Linked DNA regions of Mus musculus: region 1 is linked to region 2. Evidence: chromatin loops called from intact Hi-C (ENCODE). Cell type or tissue: left cerebral cortex. All regions are shown on one strand. Each heading gives the region's core, and the rest is flanking DNA. Links, peaks and the distances in the headings are about the cores only. Region 1 has its middle 78 kb from the start of Abi3bp. Region 2 holds the start of Abi3bp (ABI gene family, member 3 (NESH) binding protein).

Region 1 (15,464 bases), core at 5,068-13,067, 79 kb after region 2:
CAAGATGGCTCAAAATGGGGCATTCCTATAATAGTGAAATGTAGATGCCAATGAAGATCAGTAACAGACATAATAGAGGCAACCTGTCCTTTGGCGCCAGTCATAGTCTCCCGAAGAATCCATGAGCAAACAAAGAAAAGTATATTCACCAGTGGCATCCACATCTTACCCAAGGAAAGTTTGCTTGCTTGCTCTCTTCCTCTCCTCCTCCCCTCCCTCTCCTTCCTCTCCTCTTCCCCATCCCTCTTATCTTCCCTGTCCTTCTCCTTCTCCAACTCCCCTTTCCCCTCCTCTTCTCCAGTTTCTTTTTCTCATAATAGGTAATTAAACCTAAGGTCTCACATGGTAGGCAAGTGCTATAACATAACATAACATAACATAACATAACATAACATAACATAACTCATTATTCTAAAAGAGCACAGTTTTTTCATTATCTTTACTCTTTTACTTCTACCATCCAACTTGCCCATATATTTAATTAATAATTCCTTTATTGAGTGCTAACAAATAATAATATGTTAAGTTATGTTTAATAAGTCATTACTAAGTTTCTAATAGACCTAAAACAGGAATATACACTGTGAAATAGTAATCTAGAAAAGTTACAAAGGGCATTTAAAAATGGCATTCATCTAAAACAAATTAAAAATAAATTACAAGTAACAGAACAAAAGCAAATAAATATACAATAGTCTCAGTTATGGGTAATAGGAATGAAAAACCAATCATACTAGTAACAAATGAATTATATCTTTGATAAGCACCACCTTAATATACAATTTAATATTATATACAAGTAAAATATTATTCAAAGAATCATTAATACACTATATTCAATCAATAAAATATATCTTATATTTCCGTGGTTGTAGTAATCTTTCAAGATAAGACTACATATGTTTGTGTTGCCATGGATATTCACAACAGTATCACCAACCAAGCTAATTTTTCCAGTGTTAATGACTCCATTCTATTTGGGTTTTAACAAAAATATATGACTCAATCCTCTGTGCTTGTACAGAGCTTTTGCCCTAACAAAGACCATTTCCTTTCTTCTGTAGCCATAGAGCAGTAGGACAGATGACCAAATAACCTAACTAATTAAGAGAAAAGTCAAGTCATCTTATTACTAATTAAAGAATCTTATCTATTTTCATAGCTTCCAACTATTCCTGTTAGACCACTGTGAAGAATACTAAGTGAGTCATTCTGTCAAATGACTGCTCCAGTAAGAACTCATAGTCCAGAAAGCCTAGCTAGAGAACTTCTCATATCAGCCCTGGCTTAGTAGTAATAGGTACTATGTATAGGTAGTACTACTATGACTGAGTCTCCCTACTTCAGAGATCAGTCTTGCTCCTGTTTTCAGAGTATGTATTATATAGATCTAAATGCCTGGTATAGAGAAATGCAGAGATCACTTGTGGTTCACATATGTGTGAAAACATTCCAATGTTGAAGCTATATGGATGAGAATCTGATTTCTATGTGAGAAAACAAGTAGGAATGTGAAGATAAAGTTCTCCACAGTTCACATCAGCACCTAGGGAGGTAAGACTTCTTCTGTCATTGTATGAACATGAACATGTTGTCCCCTCCTCTGAAAACTATCAAGACATATCTTTGGGTTGTTTAAGTTTGATTTTAAACAAAGATTAATCGCTCTCAGTTGTTTAAAAGTATCTCACAGATTTTATTTCTCTTTAAATCAAATGTTTCAGGGCTACTAATGTGAGTATACAGAAAGGTCATCTGCTTTTTCCATTACTTCTGATAAGAAGACTTCTGACAGCCTGGCAGTGGTAGCACATGCCTTTAATCCCAGAACTTGGGAGGCAGAAGCAGGCAAATTTCTGAGCTCAAGGCCAGCCTGGTCTACAGAGTGAGTTCCAGGACAACCAGGGCTACACAGAGAAACCCTGTCTTGGAGAAAAACAAAAAAACAAAAGAACTCCTGACTAAATTAATTTAATGGATAAATGAGTAATTACAGAAAAGTTATTATCCCTAATGATATAAATACTGGGATTCTCTCCCTTCTCCTCTAATTATCTAATAATTATAGAATTCTATATAAGATACCACCAATATGGAACAATGTGAAACACTTCCAGGAATAGTTCTAACATCATGATTTCAGACTGCTTGTGATGCATGAGAAAGATGTTTGCTTAGCTGAGGGTTCTCTGTACAGCTAGAAGTGTAGTCTGTGGGTTTACCAGGGGCTTTCAGAGAGGTTTATTTTATTGGCCAATCTTGAGACTTCAATTCAGTAACTGTATCCCATGGAATCACCTGTTATCATTTTAAGCCTAGAATACTTCTGTATACTATTAACATGACCTTCTTTTTCTACAATGTAAAGGTATGTGCTAAATATGAGTTTAAGTTACTGTTGAAAGTTTTTAATTCAATTCTACTGATTCAATACCATAAATGTACTACACTTTCTTTAAAATATCTACAAGAGCAAGCATTAAAAAGATAGTTCTGAGAGAATAAGTTACTAATGAACGATCAATCATCAGTGGTGTCGGTTATCATCCCCTTCAAGGATCAAAGAGCATTGTAAAAGGGGGGCCAGAAACCATGCAAAAGCCAGAGACATGAACAATGTGCTAGAATGACATCTTCTAAGCACAACATGGCCATTGCACTCGAACTCAGAGGGGTTTTTATTGCTGGAATAAGACATACACAAGATGGAGCCTGTCAGTGTCCTGCCATGGAAAGGAGAGTGGCTGGTGAGGTGCCAACCCTCCCCAAGGCTTTAGACAATGGATGATAGGGATTGCAAGATGCTTCTCTCAGTGATACAGCCACTAAAAGGGTGTTCATGTCTGGAAATAACCCTTCCAAGAGCTCAGTAATTAAAAGCATTAACTGCTTTTCCAGAGGACCTGGACTCAATCTTTAACATCCACAAGAATTGTAACTCCAGTTGCAAGGGATCAGATGCTTTCTTTGGGGCATCAGACATACAACATGCTACACAGATAGTGTATACTAGCAAATTACATACAGCAAAACTAAAAAGCTAAAAAACAAAACAAAACAAAAGACATTTGCCTCCTGTGAACAAAATGAAATCACAAAAGAAAAAGACATGAAAACAGAAAGGATCCTTGTTAGCGGGGAAGAGTCAAGGGGTCAGCAAGAGTAGAAAGTACATGAGAGTTAATAGGGTTAGACCCCATGTACTCTTGTACATGAGAGTTAATAGGGTTTAACATGTGCAAACCACATGTCTTAGATAAAGTTTTACTGATATGAATAAACACCATGACCAAAGCAACTCACAAAGGACAGCATTTAATTGGGGCTGGCTTACAGGTTCAAAGGTTCAGTCCATTATCATCAGCACGGGGAACATGGCAGCATCATCCAGTCTGCATGGTGCAAGAGGAGCTGAGAAGTCTACATCTTCATCTGCAGGCCTCTAAGAGAATACTGGCTTCCAGGCAGCTAGGACAAGGGTCTTAAAGCCCCCACACACAGTGAGACATTTACTCCAACAAGATCATACCTCCAAATAGGCCATTCCCTGGGCCAACCACATATAAACCATCACAATACATTTATACACCTACAAAAATGTCACACTGAAACTCATGCTATATAGAATTAATACATGGTAATAAAAACATAAGAAAACAAAGTTTTAAGAAATGATGATAAAGATTTTTAAACTATTAAATAAGAATTAGAAAAATGATATATTTACTATGATAACAAAAGACTATTAGTTAAAAAAAGATAATTTTTGAATATACATATTAGCACACTTTAAGAGTACACACACACATTAGGAGCTTGTGAGTTGACTGTTCACAGGAGAGTGTCTCCAGTCTAATATTTCAGCATTGCTTGTGCCAGACATTGTGCAGAACTCTTTGATAGAGGAAATAAGAACAACAGAAGTCTATTTTCCTGGGACCACCTAGTGTAGCCCCATTGTAGACAATGTCCATGATATAATACAATTATTAGTCCTTGCAGAAGGGCATAAAGAAAATAATTAGGAGGAGACAAGACGAGTGCTGGAGGGGAAGCTGCATATAGACTTTTATATGAGGGAGTTGAGATTAAAGATATGTAAGTATCTCTCTCTCTTTTTTTTGAGGAATGGTAATATCATAGGCCATAGTAACAAAGTGGTATTGAATTTGAGGATGAGACATATTATCTAAGTGTATATAAATACATACATTTCCAGTTTTCCAAGAAAAATAACAATGCAAATAAAAATCAAAATAAAAAACGATTTACAGAAACAAATGTTTCAACACAACCTGCATCTTTTATGAAATAATGAGGCTCCATTTCTTTTCCTTTGACAGTACAAAAATCTATATTGTAAAGAAGCCTAATATATGTCCAAAAAATATTTGCCTCCTTCACCCAAATCCCACAAAACCCTCCACGTATGCCACACACATATCTAAGCATCACTCACAGCCAGGTTAAGGTTCTGGTGCTTAGAATGAAACAACATAGCAGCTGATTGATAGTTGGACTGAGAAAAGATAAGAACATACACCGTGTGGTAAGAGCTGCTTAGCTGAGAAAAGTCCTGAGCTCCAAGCTTCCCTGCTGCCTCCTAACTAGAGATAATCTACTACAGATTATGTAGTAATTATGTTGTAATGTTCACAACAGAGAATAAACATTCCACTGCAGTCTTGGACATTCTGGAAAAAAAAAACCTTAATCAGAAACATGAATTCAACCTTGAAATATGGGAAGAACTCAAAGAAGAGAGCTGATGAACATTCCAGATGAGGCACATCGTTCAAATAAAATTGGGGGAGTAGAAAAAAAAAAACAAGACATATCTTAAGAAAAATGAAGAGGGCAGATTGACTCAAGCAGAGAGACTGTTGAGCGAATACTTTGGAACAAGAAGTGAATGCGTGGTCGTACAAGGCCTTGAATGCTGACGTCCGAGGGCTAAGAGCCACCCCCCAGCAAAGGGCGTGTAGTTCAGGGAAATCATCTGATAATACACACAAACTGATTCTAAAATGACAGCAAAGGACAGACGGAGCTCCTGGGGAGGACATGGTCACCAACTTGTCCAAGACAACTCAACAGAGGCACCACGTAGGAAGCAATAGGGAAACCTTGAGAGAAGGGGTGGGCAACAAGGCTAAGAATGGGGATCCCATGACATTTAGTACCAGCCAGTATTCCCCACCCAAGCTCCATGCCACAGGCACTTTACACACACACTAAACATTCGCCCAAAACTAGAACTTATCATAAATATTAATGTTTTCTTTCTAGCAAATTTCAGGACATTGGAGTTAGCCTAAACTTCAACAATTTCATCATTTTCCTTCTCAAATATAAAGCAGACCTGTTGATAAAAACTACTCATTCCACATAAACCTTCCATAATTGGTTTATTCCTACTTGGGAAAGGCATTTAATTGGAAAATGTTATTTATAAAATAGTAAAATAAAAACATGAGTGGCTCAAGGTCAGCCAACCATGCTCCAGAAGTAGCACCAGACCTAGGAAAAAATGCTCAGCACAAATTGGACTTGGTGGGTTCTTTTTCTTTCTTTTCTTTTCTTCGTCTTAATTTTGTTAAAATTATGATTACATAATTTCCCTCATCCCTTTTCTCTAAACCAGTGGTTCTTAATTTCCCTTATGCTTAGACCCTTTAATACAGTGGTGACTACAACCATAAAATTACTTTTGTTGCTACTTCGTAACTATAATTTTGATACTGTTATCAATTATAATGTAAATAAAGGTCTGCCAAAGGGGTCATGACAGACAGATTGATAAGTACTATTCTAAACATTTTCATATACTCTTTTTCATTAATTGTTAAGCATACATATGCCTAAATACATAAATACAATTTGCTCATAATTAAATATATATATTTCAAATTACACAAATACATCCTACTCAGTCTGTATAATATTGCTTTGAAGGAGAGGAAATTCTTTGTGTAGCCCTGGTTATCCTATAATTAGGCATATAGACTAGGTAGACTAGACTGGCCTCAAACTCAAGAGATCCACCTGCTTTTGCCTCTGATGGGATTAAAGATGTGTATCACCACACCTGGTCCTATATGCATTCTTTATAGTTCTTTCTCATCTGACTTCAATCGGTAATATAATTTGCATCAGACAATGAGATGTTAGCAAAAGAGATTTAGAAAGATCTAATTATCATGGGAACATATTGGGGTGGCATACATGAAAAAATAATTGCAGGAATATATGAGCACCACGGAGAGGAGAGCTTAGTTACTCCAGAGGACATTAGCCCAGAACAACCTATAACTAGCCAGCCTCAACTATGTATTATACCAGGGACAATCAGCAGATAGTTTCTCTCAGCTGACCAGACTCATGAGAAGTCTGCCTGAGACAAGAACCATTTAGACAACACATAGACTCAGGAGGAACAGATTTAAATAGCTGGGTCTGTTTGTCTTCCTACAATAAAGAATTTGGTTATATTTCATTGTGTGACAATAGATAAAAGAAACACAAAGTATGAATATTCTTAATATTTCAAGGGAGAGTTTTAAACCTAAAATACCCAGAAAAATTATCAGTTGAGATCAAAGGTGGCAGTTTAAATATGCTTGGTCCGGGAAATGGCACTATTAGGAGGTGCAGCCTTGAGTAGATGTGGCAAAGTTTGAGGAAGTCTGTCGCTGTGAGACCCTCCTCCTAACCACATTGGAGCCAGTCTTCTCTTGTCAGCCATCAGATGAAGATGTAGAACTTTCAACTCCTCCTGCATCATGCCTGCTTGGACACTGCCATGCTCCCACCTTGATAATGGACTGAACCTCTTAATCTGTAAGCCAGCCTCAATTAAATGTAGTCCTCATAAGAATTGCCTTGGTCATGGCATCTGATCACAGCAGTAAAACCCTAACTAAAACAAAGGGCAAGGAAAAAACCTTTCATAAATGTAAGAGCGCATACACATCCCCTTTTCATGGACCTCTTCCTCCACAAGAAATTACTTGAGAGTGTTTTATTAGAGATATTGGTTCCAAACAAAGATGAAAATGATACGGCATATAGAAAACACTAGATACAATGCAGAATCTTCCAGAATAGAAGCCATGCAGTAGGTCAAGGGCAATAGCAAATGCATGTAGCCCATCACCTATAATAAACAAATATAAAACAGAGCTATGAAAAAGCTGCATAGAGTACTGTGCACCCAGGATAGACACATCCTTGGTGGCTTCCTCAGACAACAGTTAAAATAGGCGTATAGAAGCTAAAAGCCAATCCACAGCATTCTTTGCTATTTATAACCAGCTTTCTCCTAACCTAGTGGGATGGGAAGCACTGTTAGTTATAATTTTAACTCTGTAGTTCATATTTTAAAAACCGTTTCTGCCAGCTCTATTCTTACTTATCCATTGTGGCTTCTTCCAGAAAACATACCATTTGGGAGAAAAACTACATCTCAAAAGACTTATTAAAACTAAGTTTTATCAAAACCAGGAATATATAATCATTAAGAATTGCATCAAATAATGTTGCTATAAAGATAGTATCAACATATTCATTTTAAATATTAAAAGAAACTGTACATAGTTTTTTACCTTGGCTATCTAGAGAGAAAGCAGACAAGCGTCATAAGTTAATATTTAATGAAACCTATGATCGCAAGAACTATATATGTGGTGGCTTGAATAAGTCTGGCCTACATAAACTCATATGTTTGAATCCTTGGCTCCTAGTCAGTAGAGTTGGGAAGGATTACAAGGTGTAACTTTGGTAGAGAAAGTATGCCTTTGGTGGGATTTGAGTTTTCAAAGACACACACACCAGACCCAGTCTGTCTGCCTCTCTGTATGTATGTACACATTTATGGATGGATGTATGTATGCACACATGCCTCTGTCTCTATCTCTGTTTCTCTCTGTCTCTCTATCTCTCTGTGTCAGTCTCTCTCTGCCTGCTCCCTGTAGAATCAGATGCAGAGCTCTCGGGATGATAATGGACTAGCACTCTGAAACTGAAAGCAAGCCCACAATTAAATGTTTTCTTCTATGAGTTGCCTCAAGTCATGGTATCTCTTCACAGCAATAGAACTGTAAGGGAGGCAGCATAAAAATACATGTTTATTTCTTCTCTGTTACAATATCAAGTCTACAGCTGTCTTGTCAGCCTAAGCTACACTATTAAAAAGCTGCCTCGCACCTCCTCCGCAGCTGGTTTTTCTCTTCTCTCTCCACAGCCACACATATTTAGAACCATTTGCAGACTCAGTGTCTCGCTCTTGTTTTCTCGCTCCCAACTTATCTTCCCAACATTTTAATTTGCTTGCATTTCATCACTCAATCAACTCATCCTTGCAAATATGAAAGAAGACAGGAAAGTTTCTAAAACCAATGTATATTTTTCAGTACCCTCCCTATTTCAACTCAACTCATAGGCTACACTCAACACCTTGAGTCAGCCCCTAATTCCAGTAACCCTTTCCCCACGTTTTCAAGAGTCTTAGCCTTTCTTTCCCTTGCAGAAACATTCTCATCTGACAGGTTCCTGCTGGTATTTCTGAGTACTACAAATCCAAGTAGCCCTTGTGCACAATCTCCTTCAGACATTCTGGATGATAGGGAACCCCAAATTGATCTCGTGACGTTTGATTCTGTTTTCTAACTGTGTGCCAAGGTTTGGAAGCCAGATAAGTGTCAACTTTTTATTAAATGGGGAGCCGAGTTTTTAAGCTGTCAACTGGCCTGCCATGTGTGTGTGCACACACTTATATAAAGAGAGAGTCCTGGTTCTACCCATTTCTTCCTTATGTGGTGTCTTAGTTAGGGTTTCATTGCTGTAAAGAGACACCATGACCAAAGCAACTCTTATGAAGGATAACATTTAACTGGAGCTTGTTTATATTTCAGAGGTTCGGTCCATTATCATCATGGAGAAGCATGGCAGGATCCAGGCAGCCATGGTGCTGGAGGAGCCCAGAGTTCTACATCTTAGCCCAGTCAGGAAGAGACTCTCTTCCACACTGGGTGAAGCTTGTGCATAGGGTCTCAAAGTCTACCCCCAGAGTGACACATTTCCTCCAACAAGACCACACCTTTTAATAGTGCCACTTCCCATGGGTCAAGCATATTCAAAGCACCACATGTGGGCATAAGAACCCAATAGAGAAGGAGGCTGAAGTCCTCATTGTTATAACCTTAGCTAAAAGGATGTTCTAGCTAAAATATAAGAAGGTAAAATAATATTCATAAACAACATAAGGTAATATGGAGATTGGCTTATACTATAAAGGAAAAAGCAAGTGAAATTGCATCAAATGTTATAAGAATTGTGTATAAGCAATACAATGCCTCTTGCAATAAACTTGTGCTGCTCTTATTTTTTAAATACATATTAAAAGCAAATCTTTGAAAAAAATATGTTTTGTTCTCTTAAAATAACAATCAAAATACTTTTAGGAAGAAAACTTTTGGCATCAATACTATAAAAACTCAATATATTTTTAAAAATCCAGTGGGGAACAGGAACTTTAAAATCTCATCTCAGGGCGGGAAATATTTCAGCACCTACAGAGATTCCTGAAGTACCATCCAGAAGTCCAATGCTTTCAATCCAAGCTCCATGCAGTATTATAAAGCAGCCGTGTAAACGGCCCTCCAGACCCTACTCTGACTCATGTATCATGCAAGATATTAGTGTGAGAAAAGTAACTCCTGCTTAAGCTGAGTAGCAAATCCTGACATCTCAGTCGTTCTTTTTTCTTTTTTTTTTTCTTTTGGTTTTTTCGAGACAGGGTTTCTCTGTATAGCCCTGACTGTACTGGAACTCACTCTGTAGACCAGGCTGGCCTCGAACTCAGAAATCTGCCTGCCTCTGCCTCCCAAGTGCACCACCACTGCAAATGCTATATTTAAGATTCCATGAAGTAATCAATGTTTTATAGTAAAAAAAAAAAAAAAAAAAAACTCAGAGTAATAGCAGAAACAGAGAGTGAGAAGCTATGATTTTATCCTATAGTCCAAAGATTAGAAACAAGACAGTGACATGATCATCAGCTATATGCATTTTGGATAATTTGGATTACAGACAAATTAAGTGCGCAGGAGCAATACTGGGGCAGCAAATCCAGCATGGGTGCTAATTATAAGATAGAGGCTTCCAATGAGAAACACAGAGAAAGATCCTTGAAAGCAATCAAAGGTGAACCAAGGAAACGTGGCATCCAGGAAGCCATGGGTATTTTTTTAATTGGATATTTTATTTATTTACATTTCAAATGTTATTCCCTTCCCTGGTTTCTCCTCTGCAAACCTCCTATCCCACCTCTTCCCTTCTATGACAGTGCTCCCCCAACCACCTACTCCTACCTCACTGCCCTGGCACTCCCCTATACTGGGGCATCGAGCCGTCACAGGACCAAGGGCCTCTCCTGCCATTTCAGTAGTTCTATCCATATGACAGAATGATTTCTTACTCCAATTTATACAATGCTAGCCAGGTAACTGAACAGTGAGCCCAGCCCAGAATCTTCAAGCTTGCAGATCCATAGCTAAAATGTCTTCACATCTAATCATACAAGTAAACAAAATATAGAATAGATGTCGAGGCAGGAGCATATTAGTCCTGAACCAATCTGTCCTGATAAGTGTGGGTAGCCTGCCCCCAAATATGTACCTTTTATCCAGAAATAGTCAGATGGGCCAGTAGGACTGCAGCAGGGAAGACTACTAATAACTACAGATAATATTTGGTAATTGATATTAGTGACTGTTAGAATACCTTTGTACATCTTCAAATAAAATTAAACAAGGACATGAGATTTCTCTTGATGGTATGAAAGCTAAAGGAGATTATAAAACACCAGTAGCAAAGATTATTTTTTCCAAAAAAATAACATACCTGAAAAATTTATGAGGATTGGACATGACAGATCACTGGTGTGAAGTGGGGCTAAGGATGAGATTAAATAGAGTTGAAAGCATCAAATTACAATCCAAGCTGTCAGGCAGCTCTACCCACTGACCTCAGGTTCCCAGGGGTTCTGTATTGAGACATAAAACTGAAGTTCATAGCACTGTGCCAACAGAAGTAGAAAGCTGCCGTGCTTGATTTATTCTACAGCTTCAGATTTATGTGGCTGACAATAAACTTCAAAGAGCTGTGTGCCAGTGCCTGCTAACTGTCATATAAACACGACTTCATGTAAACACTAGTCTGGAACACCACCAACCTTTACGGCCCTCATGCACATTCAACATTGCCACATAGCACAGGAATTTACATCTAAGCCTTTACAAGAGAGGAGGACTTTGTTCCACTTCAGTAGGATGGCCACGTTTCTACTTTAGGCAGCATCAGCTTTCTCCACGGGTTGCATGTCAATATAGATTTTTTTAAAGGACAGTGCAAGCTTCAGGGGCATGGGGGAGCGTTCCTTATCATGTACATTGCACTTAAGATTGTGTCATGCATGCCTGCCGTCCCTTGAACGAATGTTGATGATTTACAAATGAGACAATGTGGCATGCATTTAAATGTGACTCTTGATAATATGTGAGCATTCGACCATTTTATCAAAGAGGCCTTAATCCTGTTTTAAATGTGAGACAGGTTGGATCCATGTCATATCTCTCCTACAGAGTATTTCCCATGCCATATCTCTCCTACAGAGTATTTCCCAAGAGATACTGAAGATAAAGCAATGCTCAGGCAAGCTGGATTGGTTGGATGTTTATAAAGCATAATCTTTGCTCTTCCAATTTAATAACAAGGGGAGAGAAGACAGAAGGAAAGATAAAGAAAAGGGAAAGGGGAGGTGGGAGGGGGACGCAGGAGAAGGATAAGGAGAGAAATCTGTTCTGACCTCTTGAAGGCACATTCTGTACTCTTTCGGTCTTGCATATTCAGTTTTGTTTCATTACTTTTTCTCTGTTACTTATGGTTTTATAATAAATGAAGGATAAGCCATGTTTTCATTGGCTGACAAATAAACAGCTGTGATCTCAGTCATTTTATACATTAAGGAACAGACACTCTGAATAATCTATTTTGTCTGACTCTTGATTCCTTCCCAGCTTCTATGCAAAAGAATGAGCCACCAGTTAAAGCTATCAAAAATCTCCAAGAAGTTTCACACATTTGAACAAAAAATGGTCTAGGATGTGAGCTACATCAGCACATCCTTCAGTGACTTGACCTTGGGTAGGAATGCTCTGAAGTTACTGTTTTAATAAAAGAGGCGGCCCATCATTTGAACTCATCTTAGACACTGCTGCAGTAATTCAATGTAACATCCAAACACACGTATTAAGTGTGAATAAACTGGTAACAGTTTTACTCTTAGAGTTTACTTTCTTTTTGTTCCTTCTAGAAGTCAAAAAGTTTATGACTAAAAATTTAAAAACAAAATTTTATAACTACCATCTCAGCTTTTTATCATATATTATATATGTACTTCATATGTATTATGTTATACTTATTTAATAATACTATAATAGTAGTAGTAATAATAATATAAAGCCATTTTCATGCAAGAATGTAATATACTTTGAGCATGTCCCCAGACCACTGTACCTTTTCTTTTCTTTTCTTTTTTAATTGAATGTTTTCTTTATTTACATTTCAATTGTTTTCCCCTTTCCAGGTCTCCCCTTCAGAAACTCCCTATCCCATCCCCCCTCCCCCTGCCTCTATGAGGGTGCTCCCCCACCTACTCACTCTCATCCTCCTGCCCTAGCATTCCCCTACACTGGGGCATCAAACACCCTCAGGCCCAAGGGCTGCTCTTCCCACTGACATCCAACAAGGCCATCCTCTGCCACATATGTGGTGGCCTGAGCTATGGGTCCCTCCATGGGTACTCTTTGATTGGTGGTCAAGTCCCCAGGAGCTCTTGGGGCAGGGGGGTTGGCACTGTTGCTCACCCCATGAGGCTGTAAACCTCCTCAGCTCCTCCAGTCCCTTCTCCAACTCCTCCATAAGGGACCCGGTGCTCAGTCCAATGGTTGATTGAGAACATCCACCTCAGTATTTGCCAGGCTCTGGCAGAGCCTCTCAGGAGACAGCCCTATCAGGCTCCTGTCAGCAAGCACTTCCCAACATCCACAATAGTGACTGGGTTCAGGGGCTGGATATGGGATGGATCCCCAGGTGGGGCAGTCTCTGGATGGCCTTTACTTTAGTCTCTGCTCCACACTTTGTCTCCATATTTCCTCCTATGAGTATTTTATTCCCCCTTCTAAGAAGCACTGAAGCATCCACACTTTGGTCTTCCTTCTTCTTGGGCTTCATATGGTCAGTGAATGGATCTTGCGTATTCCAAACTTTTGTGCTAATATCCACTTATCAGTGAGTGCATACCATGTGTGTTCTTTTGTGACTGGGTTACCTCACTCAGGATGATATTTTCAAGTTCCATCCATTTGCCTATGAATTTCATGTACCTTCTCTTTTCATACCCTCCCACTGGTCCTCTTTGTTTGCCATGCAGTTTCACTTCTACTCTAAAGTCACCTGAGTGTGTGTCTGTGTGTGTGTTGTGTATGTTGTTTGTGTGATTTGTATGTATCTACCAAGTCTAGTATGTACAAATGAGAGGAAATATGTGACAACTTATCATTCTGAAAGTAACTTAATTCACATAAAATGATCGCCTCCAGTTGTATTCATTTTTCCGCAAATGCCATAGCTTTACTCTTTTTTATAGCTAAAAAAAAAACTTTCATTTTATGTACACAGTACAGTTTCTGTTTGTTCCACTACTGTTGAACACCTAAGTTGGTTCCAAAATGTAACTATTATGCAAGTGCTAAAATAAATATTGTATCTGTGTGCAAGTAGAATGTTGCTTGGACTCTTTTAGGTAACAACCAAGATTTGGTATAGCTGGGCCATATGGTAGGCCTATTTGGAAGTCTTTTTGCTGGTTGAGGAATCTTCATAACAACTTATAAAGATTACCAAAATATAGATTGGAAAATTAGATAGCTTTTTCAACAAATAATCCTAACAAAACTGAATAGGAACTCGGAAAAGGGTGAAGCTACATCCCATCTCTCACTATCTACAACAATGAGTTCCAAATGGATCACTGATGTAAGACTTGACACTCTGGCATTTTCTGAGTAAGATTCCAGTTGGAAAATAATACCAAAAATTGACAAATGGGATTTTCATCAGAGTCATCTCAACTTTGAATTCTGCCATTTCTCACAGACAAACGGCCTTACTACTGTTGCTCTTAGAAAATAATGCAATGATGCTCAGACCGTCTTCACACTGATAAGCCTTTCATATGTACAAAACAGAATTAATCTGATGCCTTGAACACAGCTATATGCTTAATCCAGCTATATCAAGGTAGGCTGTAGTATAAGTATCTGCTCTCTGATCAGCCTCCTGCCTTGACCCCTGAGCCTCATGAGAGGGTGCCTCTCAGACACCATTGTGCCTGTCCATCAAATCTCTCTACCCTGCTCAACTCACTTTAAAAACTATTCATGAATCAGGTTCTAGCTCAGTCCATACACTCAAGACTAGCAGAGCAAATGCCCACTATGTACTTAGACTATTTATTGATTCTCCTTTCCAAACTCTTTTCAAACATCACTTATCTAACAAAAAGACCTCCTTTTTGTATTCTTGGCCTTAACTAAAGTTGAAAATAGAGAAAAAGTGATTATCTTCAATAAACCATAGCCATGAATTCTTAGCCACATGAAGCAAACTAAGAGGAGACGTCACTTCTTTTTAAGACATTACAACATTTCTATAAATTATTTTCCCTTAAAAAGAGACCCACTAATGCATGCCAAGCTTCACAAAATGCATTCAGTGTTAAAAACCCCACTCTCGCAACCTAAATTTAGTTTCTATGTGTCAGTCCTTCCCCTTTCTTTCCTCCTACTCCTTTTCCTGTCACTAACTTTCTGAAATAGCACAGAGCTTCTGTTTGGAAATTTAGTACTAAAGGCGCAAAACACAGTGAGCCTAGGGTATTGTAAAAAGAGGAAAGTGAACAGAGAACACTGAGTGAGTGAGCTGAGTTCAGTGAGCTGCAGATATTTAAAAGGAGAAAGGAAAGGAAAAATGACACCACACACACACACACACACACACACCACACATATACCACACATACACACACACATACACCATACATACATACATACATATACATACCACACACACACCACACATACCACACACACACACACACCCCACATACACACAGATGACTTACAGTAGAAGTGAAACTGTGGCAAACAAAGGGGACCAGTGAGAAGGTATGAAAAGAGAGGATACAGTGGTCTGGGGGACATACTCAAAGTATATTATATACTTACATGAAAATGGCCTTACATTATTATTATTATTATTATTATTATTATTATTATTATTATCATAGTATTTATTAAATAAGTATAACATATAATACACATATATATTTTTCACCCATATAT
Region 2 (15,464 bases), core at 4,134-12,133:
TTAAGGGAAGAATACAAGCATTCTGGAGATCAGTGAACGCCCTGAACTGTGGAACCATCTATGCCCAATGTTTTTAAATAGAGCCAGGGTCAAACTCCTTGAGATAGAAGAGCAGCCACAGCTTCTCTGCCCTGGCTTCTGAGGTTTTCTGACAGGATGGTGTGTTTGAGCCATATAGTCATGGGATTTCACAGGAGATTTATGAAACCAGTTACACCCAGGTGTTAATGCTAAAAAAAAAAAAAAAAAAAGAAAAGAAAAGAAAAGAAAAGAAAAAAGAAAAACAAAACTGTGCCTCAAATTTAGGCATTCTCTTCTATAGCTGACAAAGATGTCTGAACTTTTTACAAAACATGGTCATAAAATCCTGAAATAAGGTAACGAGGAAAAAGTGATAATCATTTTTAAATGTATAGAAATTCACAACTTAACCCTTAGCCAACAAAGAAATTTACCTGCAACTTTTAACTTTTACACCGTACTCCTCCAGACTGATCGGTAGTCCTTAGTCGCACTCAAACCATCCATGAAGTATCTATTAAGCCTCTCACAACACACTAATTAGGTAGAAACTGAGTCGGAGGCAGAGCCTTACTGATTGAGCTGAAATCTTTCAGCTGTGCCCATGTATAGCCAAGATTGCTGTGGCATAGGGAAAGTATGAATTATGCCTCAGTTCTCACTAATATTAATTTCTAACCTGACCAGAAGATAGTCAGAATGAGCGGTTTTGCCTTGGTTGTCCACTGGATGGGCCTCAGATGGACAGCACCTGGTTGGGAAAATGAAGACAATCTGTGTACAAATGTGTCTCCTTTCTCCCTCATTTCCAGAATTCCACAGGACAAACAGTAGCAGACTTCATTGTTCATGGGCTGAGAGGAGCTCAGACCCTAGTGTAGCGCTAAGCATCTCAAAGTGCCATGCCAGTGACTAGGAATACAGGTCAAGGATTTATTAGATGGGAAAACATGGAGAACACTAAGGTTGTTTTACAATGGAAGGGTTTAGTGGAAATCAGTCTTTCTGACCACAGGACGCTTAGGTCTGGGACAATGGGGCCACCCTTACCTGCCATATGCCTTCTCTAAACCACCCCAGCACAAGAGACACAAAGGGTGGGAAAAGCCACATGGTGTGTTCACATTAAACTGTCCATAGACATCCTAATATCAAACATCATACTTTGTGATATCAAATAATCCAGTGTCATGCTAAGAATATTTTCTTTGTGCCATCGAAATTTTGCCTTGTGTGCTGAGAGCACATATAATTGTTTTATTAACAGTAAAAGGTGTCTGAACGAAGGTCCTTTAGTTTTTCCAACTTCTCTCCACAACATCCAGTAATGATGTCTATATCCTTCCGCAAGACACAAAGTTAGCTTGACCTCATGGTAACCATTCATGCTTACTCTTAAAGCTACCACACAAACTTCTCAGAAGCCTGTTATTCTGAGGACTGTAGGGTAAGTTCATGAGTGCAGACTACTTAAAATTTGTCTCTTAAGAAGCTCTTGTTTCTTATGTCTTCTCCTTTGACAAACATGGCATCTGTGGAAAGAGATTTTTGGGGAAATGTGCTTCATGTGTCTCTCCACATAGACCAAGGAATCCAGGCAGCGACTGGACCCTTTCAATCAGAAAATAAGGTTCACATTGGACGCGTTCACTTTTCTAATAAGACCTCATGTCACTTCTCAAGGATTGCTCAGAATTAACTCCAGCCATATAGGGAAGCTGACTGGCACCTCTCCTGTGAAGCATCTGTCACTGAAGGCTGAATTTTGTGGGAAGCTGATGGAGTGTCAATGCTCACACCTGTGTGTTCCCTGGAGTAACATTTCCTGTGTTCACGGTACTACCGTATGACGGAGGGACGTGAAACAGCCTTTTGGGCAGTTACGGTGGGATAATTTTAAGTTAACCTGAGGAATGTAACTACTTCTACCCTCTGAGTTGCTTCTAACCAAAACCACACAGCAATGAAAGTTTCAGATATTTACTTCTGCAATTATGGGTGTGATTTATGTTCCGACTGCAGACTGTTCTAGGCACTTGGCCACGGAGGAAAGGCCAACACAGCCAAGAGCTTGAGGTGACTTCTGTCCAATAGACCCTTACGCCAGCAGCCCTTCATGGACTAAATACTTTCAACCATAAGATCTTAGAAAGAGAACCTTCTCCGGCCAAGCCTTCGGATGAAATGCAGTGCTAGAACCTCCATTGCAGCCTTTTGTAAGACACTGAATGAGAGAATTCCCTCTAAGCGAGAAACTTTGCAACAATAAATGCATTTTCTGGAGCTGCCAATTTCATGGAAACTTTTATACTGCAGTAGATAATATACGATTAAGGTTTATTATTCTAATGTCAATATACTATTAAGTTAATAAGATATATCATAAGTGGGAGGATAATTTATATAAATTGCTCATCATGCTAGGTAACAATTTGATTATATGTTTAATGTTATTTTAATAAAATATATGCACTTTTACCATTGTTTTCCCATTCTATACTTAGCACTTTACCTTTTGTAGTTGATGCTATTTATTTTAATTTATTATGCTTGTTAAAAAGACAAGTTTTGGTTTTATTTTACTATTCTAGTGACCCCTCATATTAGATTATCTTACCTTTTAAGTTTCCATTAGTTTTCTGACCACTCTTAGCAAGTTCTCCTCTTCCTTCTGCACTTGTTTTTATCAGTGCCCATCAGAGAACAAGCAAAGGGAATTCTTTCTGAGGCTGGTCACCGACATAGAAACTCTGGGTCGGTCATGTGTCCTTACTGGCTCTCCCTGCATTAGACACTCTACCTCTGCCTTAGACAGACGTTCTGTCAGGAACTAACCTATTAAAAAAAAAACTTAACCTTTTTTGCTATGATATTGATGAACTGTATTCTCAAACATTGCCTTGCAACCCATTAGCAATGAAGAAAAACAGAGAGCTAAAATTCCTTAATAGTTTGTATCTTATAGCCCAATAGAGCAATCCATTGGATGTATAACTAATGATTGAATAATTAACATCAGCAAAATTTATTTTAAGACATTGGTTTCTAAACTTAGCCTCAACTATGGTTTTACAACCTTTTTAAAACCAAATAATTTCTTCCTATGTACTCTTTAATACTGTCCCAGAAATGCAGAAAAACATTATTCTAATAAAATCAGCCCTTAGCCCATGGTAGAGCACATCTTTAATCCTAGCACTCATGAGGCAGACGCAGGCAGATCTCTGAGTTCTAGGCCATCCTGGTCTATAGAGCAAGATTCAGGACAGCCAGGACTACACAGAGAGACCCTGTCTCAAAAAACAACAACAAAAATTAAAATAAAATCAGCCCTTCACCCATTGGGTGTTAACCTTCCCATTTTCCCACGGCCTCACAAATGTCATCTGTCCCTTGGAGAGACAGACCAGGCTTTCTGAGTGATACATTCTTTTGCTGTATCCTTTTCTTCAGAAGGGTGCTGTAGAAAGTGAGAGCCAGCCCCAAGGTGAGTTGCTGGAAAGCTCACTGGAGGCTAAGTAAGAAGGTTCCCTCATCTCTCAGCCAAATTCTTCCTTGCCCTCGGATTTGCTTGTCTCTCAGCCCTGTCTTGGGTGTCTCAGATCAGCCTCTGGTCTGGATTGAGTCCATCAAGCTGTTCTCAAAGCCTAGGGGCTTCTCTCTCATCAGCTCTGCTCACCAGTCAGCTACCAGAAGACATACCCATGCTTTATCTTCTTCGTCTCCATACTCCAGACATGGCGCACAGCTTTTTTTTTTTTTTTAATTAGTATTTCTTTACATGGGTCAGGGAGCTGATACTATGTTGAAGTTAAGGCTAGGATCTTTGTCTGGATAAATGATTTGGAGCAAATTATTTAAACACCTGGAGGCATAATCTGATATTCTATAAAATGAGAGGAACAAGATGCCTGCTTAGATTTCCTGCATCAATAATATGTAACACTAAATTACCACATTGCTCACTAGAAGGGTACTACCCAATTGAATAATAGGTAGCAGTTAATAGCTCTGATTGTTGTTATTCATCTGTCCACTTTAAAAAATAAAGATGACTTTGTTTTTAATTGAGAGGGGAGAGAGTCAAAGTCTATTTATGGATATGAGCACGTGTGCCTGTATCCATTGAGGCCCAAAAAAGCTTTGGATTCTGTAGAGCTGGAGTTTGGGGGTTTTCTACAGCAGTTGTGAACTGCTCTGACAGGTGCTGGGAAGTGAACGAGGGTCCTCTGGGAAAAGAGGATGCACTGGAAAGATGACTGGGCAGTTAGGAAATATGACAAGAATTTCTACTCGTTTGAGTAAGAACTCAAGGCAAAGTGCCACTTGCTCACTATCTCCCATGTATCCAAGACTTCTATGTCCCCCTAGTCATGTTGTCACATCTGTATCTCAAGTACTCCTCTGTGACTTTTCTTTTGCATATTTCATGAGAAGTAAGAGAGCTGCCCAGTAGAGCTAGCACTTTCCTTCTATACACAGGAGTTTCAGCACAGAGATTTGTCAAACCTCTGGCGCCCCTTTATAAGACTGTGTTGGCTTTCTTCACACCATGTTGTACTCTGTGGTTTTTATTTTAGCACATGTGTCAGGGAAGATGACAATTCTATAGTGGCCAAAGTCAAGTCCCAGAAGGAGCTGGAGCACGGGGGCTCCCAACAGCACAAAGCAATATGCTAGTTTTCTCCAGTGTCTGAGAGTCATAGTTTAATTTTCCTCCTGGAAAAAACCAAGATCAAAAAATATAAGAAATAAGTTTTAAAAATAAGTTCAAGTAAACCTCACCAGGAGAGCCATTAGGGTTCTCAGTAGTGGAGCAGTGGCCAGTAGAGCAAAGGTGCCACTTCCTGTGGACAGTCACATCTGTCCTATGAGCCAAGGATGGTTAGGACACAAGTCAGTAGATACCTTCCCCCTATGTTATTATATGGACAGTGCTTGGTAATCCTATCACCTCTCCATCAAGAACATGCTACCTTGCATGCTATTGGACATGTCTCACAGTTTGGACAGGAGATGCAAATAAATGAACTACCAAAGAATATAGTCATCAACTTATGAAAGCAAGAAAAGATACATTAAACTTTAAAAAACAAAAATTTTCTAACAACTTATTTTTAAAATAAGATATGTGACTAGATATGCAAATAACCATGACATGTAACAAGTGGGTTCTTATAAATATATATGCTTATATTATATAATATATAATACCAGTATATAAAATGATGGTATGTTTTTAGGAAATTCTGAAAGATGGTTTTAAGTATGCTGTAGTCTGATTTCCTTCATCTGTATGAGAAACTATATATGATCTAAGGGAGAGTTAGCTTTCCCATGTGTGCTGCAGACCTGATTCATAGGATAGATCAGGAGTTCTGTTTACCCAGAAGGAAGCAAGATTTGTATTTGGTCCTGGTTTTGCCATTAACATGGGAAAGTTACTAAATCTCCCCTACTGTGAGTATCTTCATTTATATAAACAGTTAAGATAGGCCAGTGTTTTCCAAATATTGGCCTTTGATGGAGTTTTTAACCACTCTTTAATAAAATAAGAAAAAAGATGGACACCAGACTGAATTGTTTGTCTAGTTAAATGCACTTATTTCTTTAAACTGATGAAAATGGCTTGGTTTCCTGAACAGCAAGGATTTTTCCCTGGCTTTGAGCATTCTCACAAGGCTAAAGTCAGTTGTGACCCTTATTAACAGGACCCTGCTATTCAAACCTGCATGCATTTTCACTGGTCCACAAATGCAAAGGTCTGGGATGGACTATGTTCAGCCATCATTAATTTCTGGCTCTAAATTCTATTCTCTTCTTAAATCACAGATATTAAACTCTAAGGATGTAAGGAAGAATCTATCTATCCCAGCACTTATTCCAACACACAGAGTCTCTGGAAAGACGTCATAGCTACTCGATTAGAAAGGGAATTATCATTCAAAAGGGTTTGGAAAACAATGGGTTAAAAGGCTTGTTACTTTTTTTTTCTTGAGAAATACTTGGATCATATAGAATGGTAACATCCATTGTAGAATTCACCCCCCAACCCCAACACACACACACACACACACACACACACACACACACACACATACACACACACAGTTTTGTTCAGACTAACCAAAACTATAGATTGTTGAAACATTACAAGAGAAACCTGGATGCAAACCATTGGTTGACAAAAGAAAAGAGATAAAATTTTTGTGGCAAGTATTTGCACCTATATTTTCTTCTTTATCACTACAAACAAAGGCAACTTGTACCAAAAGTTCTCTATCTAATGATGACAACGGAAAAATTTAGACATTTAGAGTTTACATAATTCTGTAGTAACCAAATTTGCCTATCATTCTTACACAGTAAATACAGAGTAAAATAAAAACACCGGTAATTTTTGAAACTAAAACAGTGCTACCGGCTCTTTTCAAATGTCAAAGTTGTTAAAAGTTACATCAATGTGAACAATTAATTATGGATTAAGTCAGGGTTTATTATGATCAAGGAATAAAACTTGTGGAAGGAGGAAAGCCTAAGGGTGTTTCATATTTCTTTCTTTGCATAATCATTTGATCAGAATTGAGGATTCCTTTGCCTTTTGCTACAGTTCCCATCCTCGTGTGAGCTAACTAGCCAAATGCTTCAGCCTTCTGGATTCAAGTTTCACTTTACCCAGTGGGGGTGGGGGGCTTTGCCTTTGAGTCAAGATGATCCTAGACCGAACTCTACAGAGAGAGGACACAGAAGTGTCCTTTAAGCGTTCTGACCAGCTTTTCTTTCAGACTCGGTTTTGATGAGTCTGTGCTGTGCGTTACCTCTAAGATTTTTTCAGCCTAACTGTACGGTAAATTCCAGCCCGTGGGTTTTTTTTTTTTTTTTTTTTTCCTTATAATCCTGCTGACTACAGCAGTCTGTAGCCATAAAAAGCCTCCACCGACGTAAAGTGCCTCTGCGAAAAAGCAAAAGTTCACACAACATTTATGTTCACAGACAGGACAAGGAAGACGATCCTGATTTAGTGCTAATGAGTTCCAAAGATTGCGCCTAGGGTCTAAACTTAGAAAATTTACTTCTCTTTTGATGACTTTTGTAAACAAAATACCAACACTAAAATAAGCAATTTAGTCAAGAGAAGGGGGGAGTGTCCTGTCCAGCAAATCAAATTCTCTGCCAAACTCCACTGCAGAGCCCTGTCTGCTACTTAGCTCGAAACTGTATTTAAGTCTGACCTGGCTAGACTCCCTCAGCCCCTACCCCACAGGTATGTTTGTGACTTTTGCAAAAGATTTCGGTTTTCAGAACAAGCTACTCCCAGGGCTTAAGCCACTCTCCACCGTCTCTGTGGCCAGGGCTAAAAGCACCAAATAACTCTAACAAGCCACAATAGTCGTTTATATAATCAGATTTGATAGACAGATACTGTAGTTTGAAACCACACCACTCCAGTCCGTGTGAACATACTCCACTAGAAGCTGCTAGGAGAAGCTGAGCTCACAAAATAAATCACAGGGGTGCGAGAGAAAACAACCCCTGAGTCACCCCCTTCACACATAGGACCTTTGACTCTCTGCAGAATAATTCAATTCCCCCATATTGTACAGCAGATCACATTTCATATCAACAGCGAAAACCAAGCAACTCTTAATCTTACTTTTAAAACACAAAATATCCCAGCTACTTGCCTTTTGGCAATTTCTGTGCATTTCCCAGAGCAAGTGCAATACTTCCACAGAGAAGTAGACACCCCAGGCTGGAGAGCATGTTGCATTTGCCTGCTCACACGGGGAGTGATGCGGCTGGGTGCCTTGCAACCCTGGAACTGCATTTAAGTGGGCGTCCTCCACTGACAGAGGCGGGAGGCTGCTCTCTCTGCTGTGGGCTTACTCACAGGGGGTGGAGACAAGATGACATCACACCCTTTCCCACACACTTAAAAAAAAAAAAGAAAAGAAAAGAAAAAGAAAGAAAGTAGGCACAACAGCAAAAACATATCATCACATTTCCCTCTCCAATGCTGCAACAGCTTGCCTCTTCTCTTTCCTCGCAGTGTAAGAATTGAAATTATGAACAATCTGTATCCATGAAAGAACTACTCAGGCAACTTTGAAACATTTGATGAACTAGTTTAAAGAATAAAAACGTACACTTAAACCCATCAAAACACTAAAATATAAAATGAATATTTTATTAAGATGGAAACTGTTTTTAGTTAGCCAGGAAACCAATCCATTCCTTCCTTTAAACTGGAAGTGAATTCATAAAAATATATTTTGAACTATTCTGTAGCTATAATTTATGAGGAATGTCAATGGAGTCCTAAGCTGTGCAGTTATATACTGTGTACATATATACCCACATACAAATGCATACATATATGTTTTATGTATATCAACATATTCCATAGGTGAGCATGCAGAGACGGAGAGGTAGCACAGTGCCTCATCCCCACACTGGGCTACTCTCCGCAATGACCTTTGCCATAGTGGCTGTGCTGGGGCCATGGTGTGATCTATCTCCATTTTACTAGTAAGAAAGGCTGAGATGTAGAGAGAAGAGGTGGTCTAACCGAGCAGGTCGAGTCTGCCGAATCCAGACGGGCTTTGTAACAGAGCACTGAGTTTTACATTTAGATCCCACGTAACTGCTTTAAACAAACCTCTTCTTTATGTTGTCAGTACCATGTAAGTTACAGGACTTTCTTCATGACAGACATTGATCTACTCAATTTACACATTACTAAGGCATCATTCTTCAGATCCACTCATGAGCAGGGCATTGCGATGACTTCCATTATTGATAGAAAATCAAGCAGAGGGAGGTGAAGAAAAAGGCCCAATATCATGGCACAAATAAGCAAGGGTAGCCAGTTAAGTAGGCCATGGGACCCGTAGCTATCTAGTAGACCTTACTAAACTTTAAATTCTAAAATCAGGATGAGGACCAGAACCGTAGCTTGCTATTCAAGCTGAGGAGCTGAGTTCAGGTCCTACTGTCCTTGTAAAAAGCCAAGCACCACAGCATGCACTCGGACTAGCACTGAGCAGACAGAGGTAGGAAGAACCCTGGAGTGAGGCTTACGGTGCCACCAGCCTCACTGAGATCAAGACTCAGCAAAACAACCAAGGACAAGAACACCTGTAGAAGACACTGAGTGTCAGCCCCTGACCGTCAGAGGCACCTAGACACACAGGGACACAAGTATAGTATATTCATGCACAAGTGCACATGTGTACAAACACATAGGCACACCTGCAGGCAAAGAAAAAGAAAGGGCAGCACCAGGTTTGTAAATTCAACAACAGCTTTTTTTTTTTCTCGTAGTGTCCGGCATGCAGAAAGCACGCACGATAAAGTTACTGTAAACAATAATAAACAGCAACAACAGCAAATCCCTTAGTTAAGAAGAATAGCAACGACAGTGTTTATCTGTAAAGTCCCTGTGTGTGCCTTTTTCTATGGCATCACATTGCCCCAAACACAAGTACACAGCAGGGACAGCTGGGTTCCCACCGAACTCTGAGTGACTGCTGTTTATATGTTTAAATTGAGTCTTTGGGAATAGCCTTTCTCAGCAGTTGCTATAACTAAGCCAAAAATCAGTCAGAGGGAAATAGAATGGCACGGGTCAAATGAAGCATGATAGGGTAGCTTACCAAATAAATAAATAAATAAATAAATAAATGCAGCTTAAAGAGACAATGACATCTCTCAAATAAAGTGAGAGGATGCACCGGTTCACGACATCTGTTTCTGACATCCTGAGCCCTCACCAATAGAATGTTCTGGCACTGGCCATGGAAGGGGGTGGGGTATTTAACAAGTCTTTCTCAGCTCTGTTTTTATGCTTGAACAGGCAGCTCTCTCAAACCTGAGTTCAGACTCACCCTTCCGGGCTCTGTGTCTGTAGCCCATAGCCATCAAGCTACATGAACAAGATCACAGCATCAGAAGAAACGACAGATTTCAAAGGAAACAAACCTAGCAGAAATATTGTAAAAGAGACTCTTCGGTCAAAACAGTGTGAGCCTGGTGGGAGATTTAGGTAATGGAATTCAGGATTAAGACTCTGCTTGGCGAGCAGATGAAGCCCAGTCAATGTTAGAAGTTATTATTTGCTGCTTGGAACCAACTGGACACCAGTTAAATAGAAGCTAGCCTCTAATGTTTGGTCAGGAAAAGATATTCTAGCTAGTAGGACAAACGAGCATTCAACAGACACACTGACAATATAAGAGCTCAGGCCAGGGAGAGGAAGTGACTTGACGAAGGGACCTCACACACAGGATACTTCATTTCATCTTCTAATGACTATAAATTTTACTGCCTTCAGAGTCCCAACACAAACAAGATGAATACATCCTTTCTCGCATTGAGTAAAGCCTTGGGGTTTGGATCACATAATTGTAGGAAGGTTTTAGGCTATTCTTAAGGAAAAATTGAACCTGACCTTGGACCTCGTGGAGATGTCTTTGAAATTATTTGTGTGACTCTATTTGGTTTCTCCATCTTCACTAAAGAACGACTGCTTAAGACTGTCTTACTTGAAAGTGGAGAAATACCAAACTCCAGATACTTGTAGGAGACTACCAAACCCACTCTCACTAATATTCATAAAAAAAAGTAATAAGTCAAAAGAATCTTTAGGAAGAGCTATTTGAGGAACACAAAATGTCATAATTACCCTGTGGTTTTTCTAAGAATACAGGTCCTCCGTGTCTCACTGATCACCACCCTCACAGTGTACAAGAATTCAATGGGGACATGCAAAGCAAATGTCAAAGGTCATAAAACCTACAGATTCCTAAGAATTCTTTAACAGTTAGTCCTAGGTAAATGCAGAGAGCCCTGGAATACAAAGAATTGTTAAAGGTCAGTTCTTTGAGGAATCTCTTGTTTCTTCAGATTTTATGATCAAAGGCACCAACTACCTATGTTAGACTACCTCCTCCAAAAAGTACATTGCAGTAGCCTTGGAAGACAGGATTATGTTATTACAGAGCAAACAGAATACATGTCGTCTCCTAGCTTAAAAGATGTGTTCCTGTTCCGTAACATTACCCACATCACATACAGGTATCACCCATTATTTGTGTTGCTCTGGAGAGACTGGGAGTCTAAGCTCTGATGAAAACAATATCCAAGCTATTGCTATTGCTATGAGTAATATGCTGGCCTTTGTCTTTAACCCAGGAATCTTGCATCTCAGGCCAGCATCCATGAGCAAACGAGTGCTTACTTGTGCATATGGCAAAAATTTCAGACTTTTGCAGACCTGACAATAATTGGACTACTTTCAAGTACTTTATTAGATCTTGCTTTAGCAGAATGCTTCCTTATAAAGCCTACATTGAAGTCTACTGTAAGGATTAGTTTTGACTCACAGTGTGCCCTGTGTTGCTAGATGTTGCTTATTGAACCATATACATTGTCATGATTGCAACACTACAGAAAGCCTTTGACAATCTTTCTCTCCAAAACTGCTCTGACTAGTTATTTGAGCAACTGTGTTTATCTCTGGAGCACTGTAACCGGGTTTCTCTCTCTTGTCAGATTCCTAGAAAACCAGTGCCAAATTTATCTCCACCCACACTGAGTGTATAGGTTAGGATGTGCATTTTTAAGCATCATTGCTGGCTCCATTTTTCACACACATACCCTTATTTCTTGCGTATTTTACTCGGAGTCTTAATTTATGTGACTTTGTAAGCTGTGTTGATTTCTTCTGGAACAAGGTAAAGTATAGCCAACTGTCCCTATGCACACAAGCTGTGTCAGGAAAGTGATACACATGGTGAAGATGGAACCTGGAGACCTGTTCTCTTTTCCCTTTCTACAAACAGTAGATGCTAATGGTGTATAGTGCAATAGTCACAGTGCCTCAACCTACATATACTCTCTTGGGAGATGGGGATAAAATGCTTGAGTTTAGAGGACTTCTACAACACAGACCTAAATAGGTATCATGGTTTTTCAGTCATTCCAAGCTAGTTTTTTAATTGCTCAATACTAATTCCTAGACTTGAATTGAAACTTAGATAAATCTTTCAAATCTTGGAAGCTCTTTGCAGAAATTTAACCTATTAGTCCACTATTTTTAGTCTCTAGTACATTAGAAACCATGGTAAAGGATTTTTTTAAAGCTAATATACATTTTCAATTAATAACATATGAAGATATGCTGTGGTTTTTTGGGATGCTAATAAAAATACTTTTAATGTGACTCATTCTAAATGGGAAACCCAGCATTCTGCTTTTCAGCCCAAATCTCATGTCTATAATTACTTGTCTTGAATGAGACTTATGATCCAATTGGACAAGCATCCGCTCCAGTGAGGGTACACTTGGCCAGAGCATGAAACTTTCTCTCGCATGATTTACAGAGCAGAGAAAGGGACACAAGTGTTTGAGTACTTCTTTAATCTTTCAGAAGGCATCTTGACCACTAGCTTTAGGCTTCACTTCTTCTTGTAAAAAAATGAATTTTTTTCCTTTGGTCTGGAAAGACCAAATGGTCTTTAAATGGTCCATCTCTTAGTTTTGAAGTTGGCCTTCTGGCCCAGCCTAGATTATAAAGACACAGTAAAACATCACGGAGTAGATAATTTGTAAAAACAACACACACACCCTCTATGGATCCCCCTTTGAACCAAATCTTAGCATAGTGGAAGGTATCACAAGGTGAGAGAGTATGTTAGAGAACAGAATAGATTCATTATTGTAATACTTTCAGTATCTTATTACTTCACTCCCAGATCATGACAGTAATCCATTCTGAGGGCAAATCTATGACATAATCAACCAATCAACCTTTTTTCTTTTATTTCATTTACATTTTCAATGCTATCCCAAAAGTCCCCCACCTGCTCCCCTACCCATTTCCACATCTTGGCCATGGCATTCCCTTGTACTGAGGCAGATAAAGTTTGCATGACCAATGGGCCTCTTTTTCCACTGATGGCTGACTAGGCCATCTTTTGATACATATGCAGCTAGAGACACGAGCTCTGGGGTACTGGTTAGTTCATAATGTTGTTCCACCTATAGGGTTGCAGATCCCTTTAGTTCCTTGGTTACTTTCTCTAGCTCCTCCATTGAGGGACCTGTGATCCATCCAATAGCTGACTGTGAGCATCCACTTCTGTGTTTGCTAGGCCCTGGCATAGTCTCACAAGAGACAGCTATATCTGGGTCCTTTCAGCAAAATCTTGCTAGTGTATGCAATGGTGTCAGCGTTTGAAGGCTGATTATGGGATGGATCCCCAGATATGGCAGTCTCTAGATTGTCCATCCTTTCGTCTCAGCTCCAAAATGTGTCTCTGTAACTCCTTCAATGGGTGTTTTGTTCCCAATTCTAAGAAGGGGCGAAGTGTCCACACTTTGGTCTTCTTTCTTCTTGAGTTTCATGTGTTTAACAAATTGTATCTTATAGTTACAATAATATAAAATACCTTGGCATGACTCTAAGGAAGTGAAAGATCTGTATGATAAGAACTTCAAGTCTCTGAAGAAAGAAATTTAAAAAGATCTCAGAAGATGGAAAGATCTCCCATGCTCATGGATTGGCAGAATCAATATAGGAAAAATGGCTATCTTGCCAAAAGCAATCTACAGATTCAATGCAATCCCCATCAAAATTCTAACTCAATTCTTCAATGAATTAGAAAGGGCAATCTGCAAATTCATCTGGAATAACAAAAAACCTAGGATAGCAAAAACTCTTCTCAAGGATAAAAGAACCTCTGGTGGAATCACCATGCCTGACCTAAAGCTGTACTACAGAGCAATTGTGATAAAAACTGCATGGTACTGGTATAGCGACAGACAAGTAGACCAATGGAATAGAATTGAAGACCCAGAAATGAATCCACACATCTATGGTCACTTGATCTTTGACAAGGGAGCAAAAACCATCCAGTGGAAAAAAGACAGCATTTTCAACAAATGGTGCTGACACAATTGGTGGTTATCATGTAGAAGAATGCGAATTAACCCATTCTTATCTCCTGTACTAAGGTCAAATCTAAGTGGATTAAGGAACTCCACATAAAACCAGAGACACTGAAACTTATTGAGGAGAAAGTAGGGAAAAGCCTCGAAGATATGGGTACAGGGGAAAAATTCCTAAATAGAACAGCAATGGCTTATGCTGTAAGATCGAGAATTGACAAATGGGACCTCATAAAATTGCAAAGCTTCTGCAAGGCAAAAGACACCGTCAATAAGACAAAAAGGCCACCAACAGATTGGGAAAGGATCTTTACCTACCCTAAATCAGATAGGGGGCTAATATCCAATATATATAAAGAACTCAAGAAGGTGGACTTCAGAAAATCAAATAACCCCATTAAAAATGGGGCTCAGAGCTAAACAAAGAATTCTCACCTGAGGAATACCAAATGGCTGAGAAGCACCTGAAAAAATGTTCAGCATCCTTAATCATCAGGGAAATGAAAATCAAAACAACCCTGAGATTCTATCTCACACCAGTCAGAATGGCTAAGATCAAAAATTCAGGTGACAGCAGATGCTGGCAAGAATGTGGAGAAAGAGGAACACTCCTCCATTGTTGGTGGGATTGCAAGCTTGTACAACCACTCTGGAAATCAGTCTGGCGGTTCCTCAGAAAATTGGACATAGTACTACCGGAGGATCCCACAATACCTCTCCTGGGCATATATCCAGAAGATGTCCCAACCGGTAAGAAGGACACATGCTCCACTATGTTCATAGCAGCCTTATTTATAATAGCCAGAAGCTGGAAAGAACCCAGATGCCCCTCAAATTCAGAAAATGTGGTACATTTACACAATGGAGTACTACTCAGCTATTAAAAAGAATGAATTTATGAAATTTCTAGGCAAATGGATGGACCTGGAGGGCATCATCCTGAGGGACGTAACCCAATCACAAAGGAACTCACACAATATGTACTCACTGATAAATGGATATTAGTCCAGAAACTTAGAATACCCATAATCAACCTTTTAACTCATATCTGAACAATATTCCACTAGGGATTAAGTTTCTAATACTGAAGATGTCTAATACATCAACTTTTAGGTACACATTCAAGTAATAGATTCTCCTTTGTATTCAAATTCTACCCTGTTTAATGGAGTGCTAAGTACCTACCTGATAGTATATAAATAAAGATATTATCTCTTATTAACTTTAAAGGATGTAAAATGGGCTGAGTCAAAAGTTCAGTGAGAAAAACAGCTACCATAGAAGAGACTCTGAGTAGGTAGAAACATCAAAACAGGATCCTGAGGGTCAAACTACGGCATAGGCAAACTGAGGCCTATCTAACCTGATCCACAAAACACCCAAGTCTCTATTACCTCACCAGCAAAAAGACTGAAGCATAAGAAGTCTGATGAACACAGACAATGTTTTTCAAGGTCAAATAGTGAGACCTCAAATGGATTGGTCCTATTCTC

What was found. Hi-C counts contacts between places; a loop is a spot of excess contacts. Peaks named below come from ENCODE experiments on the same cell type or tissue, not always from the same donor. Only the 100,000 strongest peaks of a DNase experiment are listed, where the experiment ranks them.
Region 1: a loop joins it to region 2, with 2.4 times the contacts of the local background. A loop is called at or near these places in 3 of 42 quality-filtered maps.

Annotation. Positions count from the first base shown.
Region 1 is chr16:56,392,478-56,407,941 of GRCm38, reverse strand. No RefSeq gene overlaps it. Among named protein-coding and RNA genes, the nearest start is that of Abi3bp, 78 kb to the left of the region's middle. In left cerebral cortex, for the core only: no CTCF peak of the experiment used is centred there; DNase peaks (open chromatin) are centred at 6,825, 7,302, 8,206 and 11,289.
Region 2 is chr16:56,470,235-56,485,698 of GRCm38, reverse strand. It overlaps Abi3bp (ABI gene family, member 3 (NESH) binding protein), which reads right to left and starts at 7,853. Exons shown (of 40, transcript NM_001014423.2): 1 at 7,707-7,853. The coding sequence starts at 7,785. In left cerebral cortex, for the core only: no CTCF peak of the experiment used is centred there; DNase peaks (open chromatin) are centred at 6,916, 7,202, 7,479, 7,851 and 1 more place; H3K4me3 peaks cover 1,266 bases; H3K27ac peaks cover 753 bases.